Regions from separate parts of the Homo sapiens genome. Here region 1 is linked to region 2. Evidence: chromatin loops called from intact Hi-C (ENCODE). Cell type or tissue: CD14-positive monocyte. All regions are shown on one strand.

The links. Hi-C counts contacts between places; a loop is a spot of excess contacts. Peaks named below come from ENCODE experiments on the same cell type or tissue, not always from the same donor. Only the 100,000 strongest peaks of a DNase experiment are listed, where the experiment ranks them.
Region 1: it touches region 2 in a loop (3-fold over the local background); 5 of 110 quality-filtered maps call a loop at or near these places.

What each region holds. Positions count from the first base shown.
Region 1 is chr16:18,874,006-18,876,505 of GRCh38, forward strand. It overlaps SMG1 (SMG1 nonsense mediated mRNA decay associated PI3K related kinase), which reads right to left. Exons shown (of 63, transcript NM_015092.5): 13 at 2,119-2,388. It also overlaps the pseudogene LOC100996247. Among named protein-coding and RNA genes, the nearest start is that of SMG1-DT, 51 kb to the right of the region's middle. In CD14-positive monocyte, no CTCF peak of the experiment used is centred here; no DNase peak of the experiment used is centred here.
Region 2 is chr16:18,800,346-18,802,845 of GRCh38, forward strand. ARL6IP1 (ARL6 interacting reticulophagy regulator 1) reads right to left here and starts at 1,204. Exons shown (of 6, transcript NM_015161.3): 1 at 1,086-1,204. The coding sequence starts at 1,121. RefSeq lists enhancers at 708-827, 1,048-1,127, 1,508-1,747. In CD14-positive monocyte, CTCF peaks have their summits at 1,487 (motif pointing right) and 1,686; DNase peaks (open chromatin) are centred at 276, 866 and 1,326; H3K4me3 peaks cover 2,372 bases; H3K27ac peaks cover 2,390 bases.

The DNA of each region.
Region 1 (2,500 bases), 74 kb after region 2:
AAGCGAAGCAGCTATGGAATTATACAAGGCAATCCAATCAAACAACCCAGAGCACATGTAAGCGCAAACATCAAGTTTTACCTTTTTCCTCCTAAAAACTTTATTCCCTAATTATGTCCATTACTTTCTTTCTTTGTGTTTTTTTTCTTTTGAGACAGAGTCTGGTTCTGTCGCCCAGACTGGAGTGCAGTGGTGTGATCTCAGCTCACTGCAACCTCCACTTCCTGGGTTCAAGCAATTCTCCCAACTTAGCCTCCAAAGTAGCTAGGATTACAGGTGTGCACCACCACCCCTGGCTAATTTTTCTATTTTTAGTAGAGGCGAGGTTTCACCATGTTGGCCAGGCTGGTCTCAAACTCCTGACCACAAGTGATCAGCCCGACTTGGCCTCCCAGAGTGCTGGGTTTACAGGTGTCAGCAACCGTGCCCAGCCCACACCTATTACTTTCTATTAAAAAGAATGTTTTTCAACTCTGTGTGGTCCAATAGGAAGAAGAAATACACAAACCATAAACAATAAATACAAATCAAGAGCAGGGCCATGTCGAATTACTTAAAAAAAAAAAAAAAAAAAAGCAGGCTGGGCGCGGTGGCTCACGCCTGTAATTCCAGCACTTTGGGAGGCTGAGGCGGGTGGATCACCTGAGGTCAGGAGTTTGAGACCAGCCTGGCCAACATGGTGAAACCAAGTCTCTACTAAAAATACAAAAATTAGCCCGTCGTAGTGGTAGGTGTCTGTAATCTCAGCTGCTCGGGAGGCTGAGGCAGGAGAATTGCTGGAACCCGGGAGGCAGAGGTGGCAGTGAGCCGAGATTGCACCACTGCACTCCAGCCCAGGCGACAACAGCATGACTCTGTCTCAAAAAAAAAAAAAAAAAAAAAAAAAAAAAAAAAAGCCTTTTTTTTTTTTTTTTCCCCTAAAAGAAGGACTACGGGTTGAGTATCCCTCATTCATAATGCTTGGGACCAGAAGTGTTTCAGACTTTGTATATTTTTGGATTTGAGAATACTTGCATATATATAAAATGAGATATGTGGAGGATGGGACCCAAGTCTAAACACGAAATTCACTTATGTTTCATAGACACCTTCTATTCATAGCCTGAAGGTCATTTTATGCAATATTTTAAATAATTTTGTGCATACAACAGTTTGGACTCATCACATGAGATCAGGTGTGGGATTTTCCACTTGGGGCATCATACTGGTGCTCAAAAAGTTTCAAATTTTGGAGCATTTTAGATTTAGGATTTTCAGATTAGGGATGCTCACCAGTAAGTGTTATGAAAATACTCCAAAATCCGGCTGGGCATGGTGGTGCCCACCTGTAATCCCAGCATTTTGGGAGGCCAAGGCAGGTGGATCACCTGAGGTCAGGAGTTCACAACCAGCCCGGCTAACATGGTGAAAACCCATCTCTACTAAATACAAAAAAATTAGCCAGGCATGGTGGTGCATGCCTGTAATCCGAGCTACCTGGGAGGCTGAAACAGGAGAATCGCTTGTACCCGGGAGGCGGAGGTTGCAGCGAGCCAAGATCGCGCCATGGCACTCCAGCCTGGGCAACAAGAGTAAAACCCCATCTCCAAAAAAAAAAAAAAAGTATTCCAAAATCCAAAATCCAAAACACTTCCAGTCCCAAGTATTTCAGATAAGGAATATTCAACCTGTATGAATGTTCCTAGGGAAAAGAGACAGCCAAAATATAAGACCATGTATAAGAACTAACTTCAGTAGACAGAAAGAAAAAAGTACCAGGGGAAGAAGAAAGAGACCGCATTTTAAAACAACTACACAAATTTGAGCTGTAAGAAACACTGACATTTTCTATAAGCATGCTAGAGCAAATAGGAGAAATTCATAAGACATTTTCTAGAAAATAAAACTAATATAAAAAAACTTATCAAGATTTGTCAAGGAAAAAGAAGAAGAAAAGTTAAATATAATGCCAAGAAAACATTCCTACCAATTTTATTTATCCAGGCATGTCTTAAATATGGCTGTTTGTTACACACAGTGATTCTGCAGACATCTTGACATGACAGTGAAATACATAAATATGTAATGAGAAAAGGCTTAACTGTGGATAAAACAAAGTCATTACAATTAAAGACTCACCCCTATTAGTGAGTTTTTGGCATTTCCAATTGTAGTCAGGGCACTGAGGTCAAATATAACTACAAATTTTGCATTGTCTACATTGAACACATGATTCTTAAAAGCCTCATGTTTTATTTCAGAACAGGCCTCAGGAAGTTGTAGACTGTGTAGGAGGTTGTTTAGGGCACAAGTCATTTCTCCCAATATTAACTTATAGGCAGTCTCCAAAACAGGAATATTCTTCAAGCTGAGCACTGCTTGATAAACAGCATGGGCTACAGCAACAACCTGAAAAACAAAAAATTCAAGGAAGTGATAAATGGAAAATAAATCTTCTAAAATTATATGGAAAATAAATCACTATCTGTATTAGTGCTGACGATACAAATAAATTTAAGAT
Region 2 (2,500 bases):
TCCTTAGAGTTATATTGCTCTGCTGGAAGGAGAGTTGGGAAGCAGGAGCTCTAGCCCAGGATTTGTCATTTCAACAGGGCTTGAGCTACTTCTCTGTGCTTCAATTAATCCTCTTAAAAAGATCCACGCTGAGAACTAACTATGCTAGAAGGAGCGTGTGTTTAAAGGAACAAACCATGCATTTCTAAAAGCAAATATAAAATCACGCACAATCAAAACTGCCCTGAAGTCACGTCATTGGCCAGCGTCTGGGGTCTTGGAAGTTCAAAAGCCCCTAAGTAAATTCTTTGGTTCCGTTTTTCATTGCTGGTATGTGACCTACAGTCACCAGGGAAGGGCAACTGAGAATATGCAAGGATATTTCTCTTGTTTTTTGCCCACAAGGTGCGCTTAAATTCATAACAAATAAAAATGTGTCCGCCTATGATACCATCTCACTGCAGTTCCTTCGGATCCCTGCTTATTACTCTAAAGCTGTTTCCAGTAGTCCTGTGACCCCACCCCCGCCAGACTTCCAAATTCCAGACAAACGCCAAGACATCCCATTGTCTGTTCAGCTGGACCCCGCTCCCGGTTCCCCACGGTGAGCTCGCAGCCTCCCTGTCGTTTTAAGTTGTACCAGCTCTAAGATAAATTCTGGGCAGTAGCCCTTTGACCCTCCACCCTTGTCCAAGTTTTAGGGGGAAAAGAAGGCAGGCACATCCAGGTTAAGATCAAAGACGGGGAAAGCCGAATACGGCTGGGGCCTGAGCCGCGAAAGCGCTGGACAGGCCCCAGGAGGCCTTCTGCCCCCACCCGCACCCCAGGCTAGTGTCGCAGCCCCTCTGCCTCCCACTTCCTCCTCGACTCCTACTCGCGGTGATGAATCACGCGCCCTCCTCGCCCCGTCGCGCACCGTCCCCAGGAAAGGTAAGGGTTCGACACCCAGGAGTCACCCAAGAAGCCCGAGGGCCAGGCATCGTCGCCTGCCCAGGGAGAGAAGGGCCGGGCCCGCGGCGGGTGACAGGGACGAGGCCGCGGTGTTTGAGCCCACGGACGTCTGGAGGCCTCGCTCGGCTCCCGGGGGACAGGCAGCCAGGACTCACCAGCAGGTTGGTGCTGCGATTATCTCCCTCCGCCATCGTCTCGGGGATGCAGTCTCTACAAGCGCAGGCCACCTCCCCAACGAGTCCTCCAACCGAAACCCGCACACCAACCACAACCCGAGGGAACGCCCCGCAGGCTGCTTATATGGGTCGGCCGCCCTTCCCGACGGCCCCCGCGACGCTCGCTCCTCATTGGACAGACCGAGCTTACGCCTCAAGGAAGCCGGGCCAACCGAAGCTCAGCGCATGGCTTGAAATCGAGGTCAAAGGAGACAGAGGCAGCGCCGGGCCGAGGGGGAGGGGACACGGAGTGCCCAATCAGCGCCCAGGGACTGCGCGACGCCCCGCCCAGCGCTGTGGGAAGCGGTTCAACCGCCTCTGCAGGGGGCGCTGTCCCTCAGTGGTTCTCCGGCTCTTGCCGCTGCGGTGGCTTTGGGTCCCTCTTCGTCTGGCTTTCGCAGCCGAGGAGACTCTCTGGAAAATGGGCTACTCGAAGAGAGATGCTCCGTTGCCTCAGGCGGAGGGCGGGGACGCCGGGCCTGCGACACTTCATCTTTTCCTGGCCCCGAGGTGGCTGGGATCCGTTCCACCTTCGGCCCAGTTCCCCAGCCAGGCCCCTGAGCCGTTTAGCCCGGATTTGCGACCCGTGAGGTTTTGAGGACAAGTGAAAAGAGCTCTTTGTGTGGATTTTGCTGCAATGTTTCTCTCCTACCCAGTAGGAATGAGGCCTTAGCTTGCGCGGAAAAACCCAGGCCTGGTTTGAGAACGTGTGAAAATGCACCGCCTTCTAAGTGGCTTTATTATACGTGGATGTTTAAGTTACTTAAACTACAAGCTCCCTCTCCAAAAGGATTCTTTTTTTTTTTTTCTTTTTTTTTGAGACGGAGTCTCGCTATGTTGCCCAGCCTGGAGTGCAGTGGCGCGATCTTGCTCACTGCAAGCTCTGCCTCCCGGGTTCACGCCATTGTCCTGCCTCAGCCTTCCAAGTAGCTGGGACTACAGGCGTCCGCCAACACGCCTGGCTAATTTTTTGTATTTTTAGTAGAGACGTAGTTTCACCGTGTTAGGATGGTCTCGATCTCCTGACCTCGTGATCCGCCCGCCTCGGCCTCCCAAAGTGCTAGGATTACAGGCGTGAGCCACCGCGCCCGGCCAGAATTGTTTGTTTGTTTGTTTGAGACGAAGGAGTCTCGCGCTCCGTGGCCCCGGCTGAAGTGCAGTGGCGCGATCTCTGCTCACTGTAACCTCCATCTCCCGGGTTCAAGTGATCCTGGCGCGTCAGCCTCCCGAGTAGCTGGAATTACAGACGCCCGTCACTACGCCCGGCTAATTTTTGTATTTTAATAGAGACGGGGTTTCGCTATTTTGGCCAGGGTGGTCTGGACCTCCTGACCTCAAGATATCCGCCCGCCTTA